2 separate regions of the Homo sapiens genome follow, and region 1 is linked to region 2. Evidence: read pairs that join two places in POLR2A ChIA-PET (ENCODE). Cell type or tissue: B cell. All regions are shown on one strand. Links, peaks and the distances in the headings refer to the core of each region. The heading gives the core; the rest is flanking DNA. Region 1 has its middle 19 kb from the start of GSTP1. Region 2 holds the start of CORO1B (coronin 1B).

The links. ChIA-PET counts read pairs that join two places held together with the same protein. Peaks named below come from ENCODE experiments on the same cell type or tissue, not always from the same donor. Only the 100,000 strongest peaks of a DNase experiment are listed, where the experiment ranks them.
Region 1: POLR2A ChIA-PET joins it to region 2 with 12 read pairs; 4 of 35 experiments call an interaction of 5 or more read pairs at or near these places.

The regions. Positions count from the first base shown.
Region 1 is chr11:67,560,865-67,569,189 of GRCh38, forward strand. No RefSeq gene overlaps it. Among named protein-coding and RNA genes, the nearest start is that of GSTP1, 19 kb to the right of the region's middle. RefSeq lists an enhancer at 2,120-3,319. In B cell, for the core only: no CTCF peak of the experiment used is centred there; a DNase peak (open chromatin) is centred at 1,537; H3K27me3 peaks cover 386 bases.
Region 2 is chr11:67,440,671-67,448,995 of GRCh38, forward strand. CORO1B (coronin 1B) reads right to left here and starts at 2,806. Exons shown (of 11, transcript NM_020441.3): 1 at 2,734-2,806; 2 at 1,758-1,960; 3 at 1,296-1,418; 4 at 1,063-1,192; 5 at 663-844; 6 at 455-574. The coding sequence starts at 1,958. RefSeq lists enhancers at 743-822, 1,022-1,861, 2,702-3,541, 3,202-3,301, 5,512-5,591 and silencers at 2,722-2,771, 2,812-3,071. In B cell, for the core only: no CTCF peak of the experiment used is centred there; DNase peaks (open chromatin) are centred at 1,571, 3,091, 3,641, 5,821 and 3 weaker places; H3K4me3 peaks cover 2,420 bases; H3K27ac peaks cover 7,466 bases.

The sequences.
Region 1 (8,325 bases), core at 146-8,145, 120 kb after region 2:
GCTGCCTCACCCATTATCTTCATGCTCCTGGAATTTGTGATACAAAGCACAATGTATAGCCAATCAATAGCTTATGTTATTTTACTGAGATAGGGTCTCACTATGTTGCCCAGGCTGGCCTCAAACTCCTGTGATCCTCAAGTGATCCTCCCACCTCAGCCTCCCAAGTAGCTTGCAATAACTCCTATTATTTTAATGTCAATTCCTGGTAAAGGGGCTGGGTATGGTGGCTCATGCCTGTAATCCCAGCACTTTGGGAGGCCGAGGCAGGTGGATCACTTGAGTCCAGGAGTTCAAGACCAGCGTGGCCAATATGGCAAAACCCATCTCTACAAAAAATACACAAATTAGCCAGGCGTGGTGTTGTACGCCTGTAGTCCCAGCTACTGGGGAGGCTGAAGTGGAAGGATTGCTTGAGCTTGGGAGGTGAAGGTTGCAGTGAGCCGATGTAATGCTACTGCACTTCAGCCTGGGCAATAGAGTGAAAACCTCCTCTAAAAAAAAAAAATTCTGGTAAACAACTTAGGGATTGCCTCTTTTCTTTTTCCTTAAAAACCAGCTTCTAACTGCTGCTAATCAGAGTGTACATTTAGGGCAACTTGAGTCTGTGCTCCCAGGCGGCCACCCTCAGGCTTTAGACTCTATACTTAATAATATTTTCTGAATCTTGTTTTTGTTGTTGTTGTTGTTGTTTGTTTGTTTTTTTGAGACAGTCTCACTCTGTTGCCCACGTTGGAGTACAATGGCGCAATCTCGGCTCACTGCAACCTCTGCCTCCCAGGTTCAAGCGATTCTCCTGCCTCAGCCTCCCGAGTAGCTGGGATTACAGGCTCCTGCCACCTCACCTAGCTAATTTTTGTACTTTTAGTAGAAACGGGGTTTCATCATCTTGGCCAGGCTGGTCTTGAACTTCTGACCTTGTGATCCACCTGCCCTGGCCTCCCAAAGTGCTGGGATTACAGGCGTGAGCCATTGTGCTGGCCTGAATCTTGTTATTTAAAGTCGACATTTTGCACCCCAGATGGAACCTGAAGGGAGCCTCCAGCGATCCCACCGCTTCCCCAGCAACCAGAGCCTTGGTACCAGCATGAGCAACTTACTCACTTTACTTTGCCCAAGCCAGCAAGGATTTCTAATAAGGCCCCTCTCAGGGCCGAATTCCTCCCAGGTTTGGTTGTGAATTCAGACTTGCTTCAAGCTACACATATTCTTTACTCGGTGGGGTTGGAGTCAAAACTCTACTGAGAGGTGGGAGTTTCATCTGTTATTCTCTAGAGACTCTGCTGATCACATATTCATAATTTTCAGTTTTCTCCGAGGTTAAGATTTTGTTTGTCTTACTCATTAGAATTTGCAACCTTTTTTCTCATTTCAAATTTTGATCAGGGAGAAAATAGTTTCTCTCCGAAAAGAGAAAGTGAAATCTTTGTGGCTTCAGTGTCAAATCTGTAATCTTTCAAACTGGCCAGGTTCTGAGGCTCGGTTCAATGGTCTAAAACTGAGTGTTCCTCCTGAAGGCAAGATCCACATGAAAACATAGGCTGGATTTGTGTTTAACACTGTGGCGCGCCTCTTCATGCAAATATTTAGAAAACTGGTCATGCATAACTTGTGATGACCCAGCTTATAATGGCCAAAATGGAGGACTTTGAAATGCCTACATGAGTTCATCTGCATGCACAACTGGAAAAAGCTGGTTTTAGGAGCAGACAAATGGGGCCGGGCGTGGTGGCTCACGCCTGTAATCCCAGCACTTTGGGAGGCAGAGGCGGGCGGATCACTTAAGGTCAGGAGTTTGAGGCCAGCCTGGCCAACATGGCAAAACCCCATCTCTACTAAAAATACAAAAATTAGCCGGGCGTGGTGGCAGTCGCCTGTAATCCCAGCTACTTAGGAAGCTGAGGCAGGAGAATTGCTTGAACCCGCGAGGCAGAGGTTGCAGTGAGCCAAGATCACACCACTGTACTCCAGCACGAGACTCTGTCTCCAAAAAAAAGAACTAAACAAATGGAATGAGCGACTTACTTCCAATAGCACCTAGAAGCTTCTAAAAGACATTCTGAGAGAAAAAATTGCCTCCATTCAAGAGGTAAACAAAAGGATATTTGAAACTAGTTCTAAATTAAGAAAGACTTCGGAGGCTTTTTCTCTTTCTCCTCCAGCTGCCCCTTCGTCCTCTCCCCTGCGATCTGAACTCACCTCTCTCTGCTAGTTCCCTCGGCTCCCATACATCTCTCAGGCAGAGATTTTTGGAATTCCACAATACACACATTTCCTTCTCTCCAAAGGGGGGAATGTGTCTAAATTTGGAACAAAGGAAACAAATGGAACCACTTCACAATGAGAATGACTTACTAACATTATAAAATACAGATCCAACATTTTTTTTTCTCTAAACAAGGATGAATGAATGACACTGATGATTTATTGACCCAATATCGGACAATACCCTTTAAAAGCCCTGCTGGACTTCACAGTCCCTTGGAGATGTAAATCTTACCAGGTATTTGAAATGTTAACTTCCAGGGAATTGGCTAAGCCATGTTCTAGTTGAGATCAGATCTGAAACAAGTTAAAATCCTTTACATGTTCAAACTGCCTGCTTTGCTTCTGCTGCAGGCCTCACAAAGCAATGGGATCTGGTGGCTATGATTCCGGGCATTCACAGCGGCAGCCCGGGTTGGACTCCTGGTCAGGGAACCAGTCTTGTTTGTTTTAAATTATTGGAGTGACTCTTCACCTTTTGGGTAGCCATTTGTTATTGGTCCTCGTCCTTCCCATGGGCAGCTTCCGATTTCCTGTTTTTTCCCATCTGTGGGGCATATGGGGATTTTGAGCCTTTATGCATAGGTGGTCGGCTGAGAAGGTGACATCCTGGAATATGGCTGGACAGAAATGTGGGTCACGCTCCATTTGCAGCTTGTGATGTCAGAGGCATTTGAACCAGAGCAATTCCATCTTGAATGACCTACTGGGCTGCATTCCCAGACGGTTACGGAATTCTGAGTCACAGGATGAGATAGGAGGTTGGCACAAGATACAGGTCATAAAGACCTTGCTGATAAAACAGTTTGCAGTAAAGAAGCCGGCCAAACCCCACCAAAACGAAGATGGCGGCGAGAGTGACCTCTGGTCGTCCTCACTGCTACACTCCCATCAGCACCGTGACAGTTTATAAATGCCATGGCAACGTCAGGAAGTTACCCCATATGGTCTAAAAAGAGGAGGCATGAATAATCCACCCCTTGTTTAGCATATCATCAAGAAATAACCATAAAAATGGGCAACTAGCAGCTCTCGGGGCTGCTCTGTCTATGGAGTAGCCATTCTTTTATTCCTTTACTTTTTTAACAAATTTGCTTTCACTTTACTCTATGGACTCACCCTGAATTATTTCCTGCGTGAGATCCAAGAACCCTCTCCTGGGTCTCGATCGGGACCCCTTTCCAGTAACAGTGAGACTTTTCCTTCTTTGAGCTGTCTTTAGGGTGGTTCTGGATCTCGTGAGGATCACTTTGCACTTCTTTGGAGATGTCTTGTGTGTTCTTGGCTAAGTCATAACCTTGGTTAAGGGTTACTGGTTTTGGTGAGTCACTTGAAAAGGAACTTTTTTTTTTTAAGGTGAATTAAATGTTCATAAATGATAGGCCTTCAGGTAAAGTAGCCTTTCTTCTTTTTCAGAGCTATCCATGCTGAGTCCAGGCATGGAGAATGCTTTCTTTGCTTCAGGGTGAAGCTCTTTAATAAGCTTCACCCTGAAGTCAGTTATGTGATCAAGAAACAAGCTAAGACCGGGCACGGTGGCTCATGCCTGTGATCCCAGCATTTTGGGAGGCCAAGGCAGATGGATCATCTGAGGTCAGGAGTTCGAAACCAGCCTGGCCAACATGGTGAAACCCCGTCTCTACTAAAAATACAAAAATTATCCAGGCATGATGGTGGGTGCCTGTAATCCCAGATACTTGGGAGGCTGAGGCAGGAGAATCACTTGAACCTGGGATGTGGAGGTTGCGGTGAGGCAAGATCATGCCATTGCACTCCAGCCTGGGCAATAAGAGCAAACCTCCATCTCAAAACAACAACAACAACAACAAAAAAAAACAATTAGCCAGGCACGGTGGTGCACGCCTGTAATCCCAGTTACTCAGGAGGCTGAGGCAGGAGAATTACTTGAACCCTGGGGAGGCAGAGGTTGCAGTGAGCCAAGATTGCACCACTACACTCTAGCCTGGGTGACAGAGCAAGACTCTATCTCAAAAACAAACAAACAAACAAACAAACAAACAAACAAAAAACCGAAAACAAAAAACAAAAAACCCCAAAACCAAAATCAAAAACTCTGCTTCTTCTGTGTGTCTTTACACCTCTATATCTATATATAGATATATAGATTTTTCTTTTTGAGACAGAGTCTCACTCTGTCGTCCAGGCTGGAGCGATCTCGGCTCACTGCAACCTCTGCCTCCCGGGTTGAATTGATTCTTCTGCCTCAGCCTCCTGAGTAGCTGGGACTACATATGTGTGCCACCACGCCTGGCTAATTTTTGTATTTTTAGTAGAGATGGTGTTTCACCATATTGGCCAGGCTGGTCTCGAACTCCTGACCTTGTGATCAGCCCGCCTCGGCCTCGCAAAGTGCTGGAATTACAGGCATGAGCCACCGCACCCGACCACGTCTATATATTTTTATATGTCATGTGTTTGTGATATTTCACCGCCAAAATATATGAAAGAGCTCCAATTAATTAGCTTACGGTAAAAGAAAGTGTTTTAATCAAATGTTTCATCAGGAAAACAGAAACTAACTCAAAAATCTTTTAGTTCACATGACTTGGGTACATTTTTGGTAAATAAGACTAGTTCAATATTGTTGGCTTGGCTGGGCATGGTGGCTCATGCCTATAAACCCAGGACTTTAGGGGGCCGAGGCTAGAGGATCACTTGAACCCAGGAGTTTAAGACCAGTCTGGGCAACATAGCGAGATTGTGTCCCTACCAAAAAAAAAAAAAAAAAATTAGCCAGGCACAGTGGTGTGCACCTGTAATTCCAGTTACTCAGGAGGCTGAGGTAGGAGGATAGCTTGAGCCCAGGAGACTGAGGCTTCAGTGAGCCATGATCATGCCACTGCACTCCAGCCTGGATGACACAAAAAGATCCTGTCTCAAAAAGGTGAGATCCTGGAATGTGGCTGGACAGAAATGTGGATTGGAACCCATTTGCAGCTATAATAAGATAGTTGGCTTAATAAAAACAGCTCTCAGAGAGAATAAGAAAACAAAAAACAAAACAAACCAAAAAACCAGCTCTGTCTTCTGATCAGCAAAATACCCATGTATGTAAGCTGAGATTGCGCCACTGCACTCCAGCCTGGGAGATGGAGCGAGACTCCTTCTCAAACAAAAAACCAAAAACTGACAAGGGGGAAAGTAAAGTAAATTTATGTTCGAAAGTTGAATGCCAACATTCAACAGAGCTCTTAGGTGATGACTGCCTAACATTTGAAGGCTATAAAAATGATTAAGAAAGAAAGAACTTAGGAGGATGGTGAGCTTTGTTTATTGAAATATTCAAGCATAATTGTTGAGAATGAATAAATTAAATAAATGTCAATGGGGTAAAAGTTTAAAAAGGAACTTTTCATAGTTTCAAACATCTTTTGCAGAAACTTAATGCCGTTATGTTAACGACATATTAAGTAATTCATCATCATAAAATGTCTGAGTTGTTTATATGGTATAGAAAAACTAAATATATTTAGATCTGTTAATAAACAAAAAACCAATAAAACATTTTTCTAAAAATATTATGAAATGGTTTTCATCTACAAATACCGGTATAAAACAGTTTAAGGCCGGGCACGGTGGCTCACACCTGTAATCCTAGCATTTTGGGAGGCCGAGGCGGGTGGATCACTCGGATCAGGAGTTCGAGACCAGCCTGGCCAACATGGTGAAACCCCGTCTCTACTAAAAACATACAAAAATTAGCCAGGCATGGTGGTGGGCGCCTGTAATCCCAGCTAGTCAGGAGGCTGAGTCAGGAGAATCGCTTGAACCTGGGAGGCAGAGGTTGTGGTGAGCTGAGATCACGCCATTGCACTCCAGCCTGGGCGACAGAGCAAGACTCCGTCTCAAAAACAAACAAACAGAAAGAAACAGTTTAAAATGACATACTTCCTAGGTTTTTCACTGCAAATTAGGATTACTAAGAGTTAAAATTTGGCAGGGTGCAGTGGCTCACGTCTGTAATCCCAGCACTTTGGGAGGCCGAGGTGGGTGGATCACGAGGTCAGGAGATCGAGACCATCCTGGCCAACATGGTGAAACCCCATCTCTACTAAAATACGCAAAAAAATTAGCCGGGCATGGTGGCGCATGCCTGTAGTCCCAGCTACTTGGGAGGCTGAGGCAGGGGAATTGCTTGAACCTGGGAGGCAGAGGTTGCAGTGAATGGAGGTTGCACCACTGCACTCCAGTCTGGTGACAAAGCGAGACTCCATTAAAAAAAAAAGACTTAAAATTTTAGTTAATATATGTAAGTAAAAATACTAACTATAACAGAAACAATTCTATCTATAGAGTGTATACAGAAAGTAAGACATGTTTTTGGTTGGAAGGCTGAGGCAGGAGGATTGCTTGAGCCCAGGAGTTTGAGGCTGCAGTGAGCTATGATCATGTCACTGCACTCCAGCCTGGGTGACAGAGTGAGAACTGGTCTAGAAAAAAAAATGTGTTTTTGGTAAATAAGTTGAAAAGAGGGAATATGCTTTTCTTTTGCATGAGAAAACTCTGTGTGGTTAAACTGACAAGGGGGAAAATAGGTCGAGCATGGTGGCTCACGCTTGTAATCCCAGCACTTTGGGAGGCCAAAGCGAGTGGGTCACTTGAGGTCAGGAGTTCGAGACCAGCCTGGCAAACATGGTGAAACACTGTCTCTACTAAAAATACAAAAATGAGCTGGGCATGGTGGCACACACCTGTAATCCCAGCTACTCAGGAGGTGGAGGCATGAGAATCGCTTGAACCCAGGAGGTGGAGGTTGCCGTGAGCCGAGATTGTGCCACTGCACTCCAGCCTGGGAGACACAGCGAGACTCCATCTCAAACAGAAAAACCAAAAACTGACAAGGGGGAAAGTAAGGTAAATTTTTGTTCTAAGATTGAATGCTAACATAAAAAAGGGAGTATAGGATAAAACTGAAGGTTTAAGCAAGTCGTAGATTTACAGGAGATTAATCTCATGAGAGAAATTTTGTGTGTGATCAAGTTGGTTAAAATTGGAAGGGAATTATTTATAAGTTTTTCTAAAAAGCGAGCATTAATATCAAAAGCACTGATGCAAGGCCAGAGGCTGAGCCTGTGTCGGAACAACAGGGTTTTCGCTCAGCAGTGACCTGCTCTTTAATAGAAAATCCCAAGAGGTAAAGAAAGATTTATGGAAATCTTACCTTGTGTGGTCAAAGCTGACTGAGATTGGTTGAATTTGTTTGTAATATTTTATTAAAATTGGCTTTCATATTGATAATACATTAGTATAAGGTAAAATTTGGTTTTCTCCTTTGAACAAGAATTTAGCGTTGTATTAATAAGAGATACTAGGCCGGGCGCGGTGGCTCATGCCTATAATCCCAGCACTTAGGGAGGCCGAGGCTGGCGGATCACGAGGTCAGGAGCTCGAGACCAGCATGACTAACATGGTGAAACCCCATCTCTACTAAAAATACAAAAATTAGCCGGGCGTGGTGGCGGGTACCTGTAATCCCAGTTACTCGGGAGGCTGAGGCAGGAGAATCTCTTGAACCTGGGAGGCGGATGTTGCAGTGAGCCGGGATCACACCACTGCACTCTATCTTGGCTGACAGAGCAAGAATCCATCTCAAAAAAAAAAAAAAAGAGATAGTGAAAGATTTGTTTACCTTTTGAATAAACTGCAAAAAAAAAAAAAAATGAGTGGGAGAGTTTGCCTCAGGCTATCTTTATTGGGTATTTAAATTGTTTAGGAAACTGAGTCTCCTCTCTAATCCAAGAGTAAAGTTTTTTGCTTTTTGAAATCTTTGAGTTATCATTTTGGCTAAATTAATAACTTTTTAAAAAAATTTTCTTAGAGGCCAGGCATAGTGGCTCACGCCTGTAATCCCAGAACTTTGGGAGGACGAGGCAGGTGGATCACTTGAGGTCAGGAGTTCAAGACCAGCCTGACCAACATGGTGAAACCTGGTCTCCACAAAAATTAGCTGGGCATGGTGGTGCATGCCTGTAATCCCAGCTACTCAGGAATTACAGGCAAGCTGAGGCAGGAGAATCACTTGAACCCGGGAGGTGGAGG
Region 2 (8,325 bases), core at 48-8,047:
CCCAGGCCACTAAGCAAGTGCTGAAACATACCTCACTGTGGGGAGCTGGGGTGCCAGCGGCACCAGCCCCTGCTCAAGGTGCCCTGGAGGTCACTATGCAGAAGCAGAGAGGGCTGGGGCCAGGAGGCTTGCTGGAGGAGGAGGCTTTCTGGAGGAGCGGGGAGCCCTGTGCAGGCAGTGGGTGGTACAGGCAAGCAAGGGAGAGAAGGGCCCTTCCGTTGGCATGAACAACATGGGCAAAGACACAGAGGCAGTGGGAGGCCATGGGGGAGTGGTGGGGCAGTCGGGCGAGCAGGGGGCAGGAGAGGAAAGTCTGACAGAGTCCTAGGCCCTGAGAGCCTCAAGTTCCAGGCAGAGAAGCTAGGAACCACAGGCCTCCCCAGGGTGAACCCTGCCTGCCTGGCCCAGGGTGGGGCCCAAGTCTCAAGTTTGCCCCCTCAGGCTGGCCACTCACTGGGTCCCAGAGCGCCAGCTGCCGCTCGCTCATTCGGCTGAAGCCTGTGGTGAACACCTTGCCATCTGCCAGGAAGATGGCCCGCATGGGCCGGGCCCCCTCATGAGCCTTCTCCCGCTCCTGTCGGGGGGACAGGCTGGTCAGTGCAGCGCCCTGCTCAAGGTCCTGGGCCTATCCACAGCCATCCTTGCCCTCCAGAGCCACGTACTGCCACCAGGGTGCCCCGACGGGGGTCGATGATGCGCACGCTCTTGTCCTTGCATGCTGAGCAAAACAGGCTGCCATTGTGGTTCCAGCTGACATTGTAGATGAGGTCAGGGTGCAGGCTGTCCAGGCGGTACAGCTCCTCCGCTGTGCCCACATTCCAGATGAGTACCACGTTGTCGCAGCCTGGCAGGTGAGGGTTGTCAGCTCGGGCCGGGTGGGTGGCAGGAGGCCATTAGCTCACCAGGCTGAGGCCCACTCTGCCCACCACCCTGGGACAGACGGGTCTCTCCAACTCTGAGGGCCTCAGCTTTCCCATTTGTCATGTGGGCCCTGGAGGGGCTGCTGGGATGTATGGAGGGGTCCGTGGGGGGGGGGAGCACAAAACGGGGGGCGGTGCAGACCTGCACTGAGCAGCACGTTTCGGGCCGTGGGGTGCCAGGCGATGATGCCCACTCGCTTGGTGTGCCCCTCCAGTACCACCACCGGCTCTGTCAGCGGGGAGGTCAGCCCGTTCTCTGGGATCTGCCACACCTGTGGTAGGGACAGGGCCACCGAGCTCAGTCCTCTGCTGGTCCTATTGCTGGCCCCCTTCGGCCACACCCACGACCCTGGCCCAGCCAGTCCTGTGCCTCACCATGACCGTGCAGTCCTCCGAGCCGCTGGCTATGACTTCGTCGTTGTGAGGACACCAGTCGATGTCCAGGACAGGTCCCGTGTGCCCACACACCGTCGGGTAGGCCTTGTCAATGCGGCCCGTCTGTGGGCACGAGGGGGCAGTCAGTGGGCTCCATCCCTCCCGAAGCCTTGGTCTTCCCCTCCATGGAGTGGGAATGACATGCACGTCCCGGCTCACAGGTGGCCCAGATGTGACTGTGCCCCACTTGCCAGGTGAGCAGGAAATGTTTGCTGCCTCTAACCCTGCCTCTATGGCAACAGGCTACTTTCCATCTGTGCTAACACTTGGGGCGATAAATCTGGGTTATAACACCTGCCCAGCAGTGTGAGAAACGGCAAGATGAGGGATTCAAGGTGTGCAGAAAGGCCCAGTAGGGGTGGCCGAGGTGCCTCCTCTTCCCCCAACCCTGACAGGACCCACCTTGCTTAGGGGGAGCACCAGAAAGGCACCCCCTCCACTGGCCTCCACAATCACCGCCAGGAACTTGGGGTTGACGGCGCAGAAGGTGCTGTCCCAGGTAACACGGGACACGCGAATGTCCTCATAGCACTGGTCGTTCTTGACCGGCTGCCCGAACACATGCCGGAATTTGCTCTGCCGGACCACTTTGCGGAAGGACATGTCTGCGGGACAGAGAGGCCTGGGTCAGTCCGGCCCATCCCAACAACTCCAGCCCTCCCCAGGCTGCTGAAGGTGAGCCGGGAGGATGCAACCGGGGGCCAGGCCACCGTAACCCTCCTGGGTCTCGGTTTACCCAGTTACAGAATGGGGTCACAGGTGCAGAGCCTGGCCGCCTGTCACCCCGCAGGCAGTGATCTGAGAGGTAAATGCTCCGGCCCTGACCACTGCTGAGTCCTGAGGGGCTTTGCAGGACGCAGGGCCCCTCCCTGGCTCTGGTGTGTGTCGGGGGCAGGAGGTGGGAGGTGCCGGGGTTGGAGAGCTCTCAGCTCTACTGTAGGTCCCAGCCAGTCGGGAGCAGCCTCCTTCCTGCTCCCAGAGATTTGGAGGCTAGGTAATGGGGAAGAAGGAGAGAGGAAGCAGGAAAAGTCTCTCTACTGTGGGGCCGAGTGAGTGCCCAGTTCTGAGTCCCAGGGAATGTCCAGGGAGCCCCGGCATGGCCCCCAGGAAGGGACGGGGTCGGGACGCAGCTGTGGGCCGCGAAGCAACCCAGAGCGGCCTCGAATCGGGGTCCAGGGTGAACCAGGAGCCCAACTTCCAGGGACCTCCGCCCAGGAGAGGAGAGGCTGGGCGGCCAAGGGGAGTGGGACTGAGTGGGGTAGAGGGGAGGCGAAAGGCTCCTGGGACCCGCGATCCCCCCTCAGCCCCCTCAGCCCGGCCCCTGCAGCCCCGCCCAGCCCCCAGCCCGCGCCCCTAGCCCCGGCCCTGCCGCGCTCACCGGGGGCACCGGGGGCGCAGGGGGCTGCGGCACCGGCTTCGGGCGGCTCCGGATCCCGGCCTCTGGGAAGCAGGAAGCAGGATTCAGGAAGTGACAGAGGGACCCGGAGCGGGGGCGGGGCAGGGGCTCGCGGGGGCGGGGCCGAGGTCACGCGCGGAGGGGCTGGGCGGGAGGCTGAGCGGCGCCGGGGGGCCGGGAGCGGGGCCGCCGGGGACGGGGCCAGAGAGAGCCCCTTTCCTAGGACCCGGTGGAGCGCCCCCACCGCAGCTCCTCCGGAAGAAGGGGGCGGGGCGGGGCAGGGCCGACGGCGGCCGCCGCAGAGGCGCCGCAGGTGCGGGTGCAGCCTTACAGCGGACCCGAGGCCCCTTCGCGTTCTTGCTCCTCATAATGGCATCCGCAGGAGTCTCCAGGATTGGGTGAGGCCCCGCCTTCCCGGCCCCCGACGGAACGCACACCTCCAAGGGGCCCCATTACCGCCCCCAACAAATAAATGTAGAATCTACACGGACAGTGGATATGTTCACGTGACTCTTTTTAAGTTATCAAAGTTAATGCTCTTTTTTTTTTTTTTTTTTTTTTTTTGAGACGGAGTTTTTGTCACCCAGGCTGGAGTGCAGTGGCGCGATCTCGGCCCACTGCAACCTCCGCCCTCCCAGGTTCAAGAAATTCACCCCAGTAGCTGGGACTACAGGCTTATACTACCACGCCCGGCTAATTTTTTGTATGTTTAGTAGAGACGGGGTTTCACCATGTTAGCCAGGATGGTCTCGATTTCCCGACCTCGTGATCCGCCCGCCTCGGCCTCCCAAAGTGCTGGGATTACAGGCGTGAGACACCATGCCCGGCCTAAATTTCATGCTCTTGGTTAACAATGTAAAGAAAACAACAGCAGGTGTTGGGGTGGTTTTTTTTTTTTTTTTTGAGGCAAGGTCTGTCACTACCGGGCTAGAATGTAGTGCCATGATCATGGCTCACTACAGGCTCGACCTCCTAGGCTCAAGGGATCCTCCTGCCTCAGCCTCCCAAGTAGCTGGGACTACAGACACACACCACCACGCCTGGCTAATTTTTCTTTTACTTTTTGTAGAGATGGGGTCTCTTGCTCTGTCGCCCAGGCTGGTGTGTTTTTTGTTTTGTTTTGAGATGGAGTCTCGCTCTGTCTCCCAGCCTATAGTGCAATGGCGCGATCTCGGCTCACTGCAACTTCTGCCTCCCGTGTTCAAGCAATTCTCCTGCCTCAGCCTCCCAATTCGCTGGGATTACAGGTGCCTGCTACCATACCCTGCTATTTTTTTTGTATTTTTAGTAGAGATAGGGTTTCACCATGTTGGCCAGGCTGCTCTTGAACTCCCGGGCTCAAGCAATCCTCCTGCCTTAGCCTCCCAGAGTGCTGGGATTACAGTTGTGAGCCACCGTGCCCATCCAGAAAATAGCAGTGTTTATGGAGCGAGTGGAAGACCCAGGAGTCCCATTTTTCAGGGTAAACACCTGTGCATTCTGCTGAGCTTTCTTATTACAATTTGAAAGGGGGCCATGGCCAGTGAGTCCCTTGCACCTTGCCTTCTTTTCTCCACCATCTCCCTCGAAGGCCTGGAGATCCATTCACAGGCCTCTCTCTTTCTCTAGCCAGCGCCTGTGACAAGGAGCCCAGACTGGCCTCTCCAGACCCACCCCATCCCGTTCCACAGGTGGAATGTACCCCCGTTCCCTTAGGCCAGCGGCTCTGGGGCACCGGCTACTTCCCTTATTCTTTCCTTGAGCATCCACTGCCCTGGCTGACCGATGGCACCCTCCCTTTCCCAGAAAGAGATGGATGGAGGACGAAGCGGGGGAAGAGCAGAGGTCACAGGAGCCTTGTCTCTGGCTAAAAGAGGCCCCCACTGTGTGTCTGAGGGTGACCTCGGGCTTGTCTCCCATCTCATTCCCATTGCCACACCCCATTGAGGAAACAGGCACAGAGAGGTGCGGTGCCTGCCTGAGGTCATCCAGCCGGATGCAATCCCCATCGGCTTGGGTCCAAAGCCCTTGCTTTTCCTAGTGCTCTATAAACCCTGGGGCTAGAAGGATCATCTAGATCCCACCCACCTTCCTTCCCACCCCGAGGCCTGGGCACATCCTGTTCTCTCCATCTGGAAGCTCTTTCCTCAGATCCCAAAAAGGCTCCTTTCCCCACTCGATTCAGGTCTCTGGTCAGACATCACCTCCTCCTAGGGCTCTCCTGGACCATTCCTCACCCAGCCACTCTTTGGTCTTACTTGTCCTGACTGCATTGTTCTTTTTTTGGGAGACAGGGTCTTGCTCAGTTGCCCAGGCTGGAGTGCAGTGGCACGGTCCTAGCTCACTACCGCCTCACACTCTGGGGCTCAGTCCTCCCGCCTCAGCCTCCCAAGTAGCTGGGACTACAGGCACGTACCACCATGCCTAGCTAATTTTTATTTTTGTAGAGATGGAGGTCTCCTATGTTGTCCAGGCTGGTTCCAAACTCCTGGCCTCAAAAAATCCTCCTGCCTCAGCCTCCCAAAACTCTGGGATTACAGGTGTGAGCCACCACCCGGCCTGTGTTCTCCAGCGCCGCCTGATGTTGCATCAGGTGCTTATTGGTGTATTTGGTTTGTGTCGGCCTCCACCAGGATGTCAGCAAATTGAGGGGAAGGACTTTGCCTATCTTCCTACTGTATTCCCAGCACCCTGAACAAGATCCAACACTCAGTATGGGATCAAGTAATGTATGAGGAATGAATGAATGAGCAGCAGCCCTGAATGTAGAATTGAACAATACTCATAATCACAATTCTCAGGATCAATGTCTGGCACCTATGAAGGAGAGGGAAGGAAGGGCATCTCTCACCGGAGAAGGAGTGAGTCTTCCAGACGGCAGCAGGAGACTGGTCCCCTGGGATGTGGTAGGCAGGAGGTGTGTGGCTGGGCAATGTCTTGGGGCTGAGCCCACCTTCATGCCCATTTTCTCTAACACAAAACCCTCCTCCATGGACCACTGAGAGAACTCTTTTTTTTTTTTTTTTGGAGACAGAGTCTTGCTCTGTTGTACAGGCTGGAGTGCAGTGACGCGATCTCGGCTTACTGCAACGGAAACCACCTTTGCAAAACTATGACTGAGACAGTGAAAGAGATCTAACTTCACCAACCATCTTGCTTCTAATCTCTCTCTTTTTTTTTTTTTTTTTTTGAGACAGAGTCTCGCTCTGTCGCCCAGGCTGGAGTGCAGTGGTGCGATCTCGGCTCACTGCAAGCTCCGCCTGCTGGGTTCACGCCATTCTCCTGCCTCAGCCTCCCGAGTATTTGGGAATACAGGCGCCCACCACCTCACCTGGCTAATTTTTTTTGTATTTTTAATAGAGACAGGGTTTCACTGTGTTAGCCAGGATGGTCTCAATCTCCTGATCTTGTGATCAGCCCATCTCGGCCTCCCAAAGTGCTGGGATTACAGGCATGAGCCACCTCATCTGGCCCTTGCTTCTAATCTCTAAACCGTCCTTGTTCATTTCTGGGCATAGGCTGAACTAACTTTGGGAGAAACTTAGTTTATAAACAAAGATGGTAACAGCCCTTTCCCAAAGCAGACTTCCCTGTTGCCTGGGGACTAGATTGCCTTTGTAGGACTAACATTAGCCACAAGATTAGAAATTATGGTTTAGGGCCGGGCATGGTGGCTCACGCCTGTAATCCCAGCACTTTGGGAGGCCGAGGCGGGCGGACCACCTGAGGTCGGGAGTTCGAGATCACCCTGGCCAACATGGTGAAACACCGTCTCTACTAAAAAATGCAAAATTAGCTGGGTGTGGTAGCACATGCCTGTAATCCCAGCTACTCGGGAGGCTGAGGTAGGAGAATCGCTTGAACCCGGGAGGCGGAGGTTGTGGTGAGCTGAGATCACGCCATTGCATTCCAGCCTGGGGCAACAAGAGCAAAACTCTGTCTCAAAAAAACAAAACAAACAAACAAACAAAAAAGAAATTATGGTTTAGGAGTTATGCAGCTGGAGGCTATAAGATTCGGACCCTCCCTAAACTGCTCCTAAGGTCAGCGCTTGAGATATTTGCAGACCCTGCCCTTGATGGATCAGCTGGCACCACCAGATCAATCAACTGGCTCATCTGATCTTGTGGCCCCCACCCAGGAACTGACTCAGTGCAAGATGACAGCTTTGATTCCCTCTGATTTCATCCTTGACCAATCAGCACCGCTGGCTCACTGGCTTCCCACCACCCACCAAGTTATCCTTAAAAACTCAGCTCCCTGAGAATGCTCAGGGAGTCTGATTTGAGTAAGAATAAAACTGCAGTCTCCTGCACAGCCGGCTCTGCGTGAATTGGCTCTGTCTAGGCAGCAGGCAAGGCGAACCCCTCGGGGGTTTACACAACCCGCGCTTCCTGGGTTCAAGCAATTCTCCTGCCTCAGCCTCCCGAGTAGCTGGGATTACAGGCATGCGCCACCACACCCGGCAAATTTTTTGTATTTGTATAGATGAGGTTTCACCATGTTGGCCAGGCTGGCCTTGAACTCCTGACCTCAGTTGATCTGCCTGCCTTGGCTTCCTAAAGTGCTGGGATCACAGGCGTGAGCCACCGTGCCTGGCCTGAGAACTCCTCTTTATTCCGCAAAACCCTTCAGGCATTCTACCCCATCCTGTCCCACAGGTGGAGTCTGCCCCGCCTCCCTCAGGCTGGCGGCTTTGGGGTACCAGCTACCTCACTTATTCCTTTCTTGAGCATCCGCTGCTCTGGCTGACCAAGGGTGATGGTCTGCTGCTCTTTCTTCTGGACAGAAATCACGCATTATGGGTGGGATTCCCTTTGGGGTCCTTGGACGTGGGACTGGCCCACTCCCCAAGAGGTAGGGTTTGGAGTGTGGACCAGAGCTGAAAGCAAGTGGCTGATGCTGAGGTTTTATTTCCCAATCTGCCTGCCATGCTGAAAAGGCCCTGGGAGCCCTGCCCAGAAAAAGGGAGAAGGGCACTGCGGAGTGCCCTAATGGGGACCGAAGTCCAGGCCCTGCGCTCAGAGTGTGGACTGCAGTGGGATGGGGAGGGTGAGAACTTCCCTTGTGGAACAGGAGGCAGTGCCATGGTGGGGAGGCCTGGGGGGCAGGCGATCTGCCACTCAGGCGCTGGCCTGTGGCTCAGTATTGGTCCCAGGGCTGAGTGAGACCGGGGGGTGCCCACTGCTGTCATCAAATTAATGGCTAACAATCACGAACACTTCATAGGGATTCACGCTCCTGCAAGATGGGTACCATTATTATGATCCTCATTTTACAGACGAGGAAACTGAGTCCCAAAGAGGCTAAGAGCTTTGTGGAAGGTCACACAGCCTGTGAGTGGTGGAGCCAGGATTCAAACAACCCCTGATGGTCACCAGAGAGTGCACTCTTTTTTTTTTTTTTTTTTTTTTTTTTTTTAGAGACAGAGTCTTTCTGTGTGCCCAGGCTGGAGTGCAGTGGTGCGATCTCGGCTCACTGCAAGCTCCGCCTCCCAGGTTCACGCCATTCTCCTGCCTCAGCCTCCCGAGTAGCTGGAACTACAGGTGCCCACCACCACGCCCAGCTAATTTTTTTTTTTTTTGTATTTTTAGT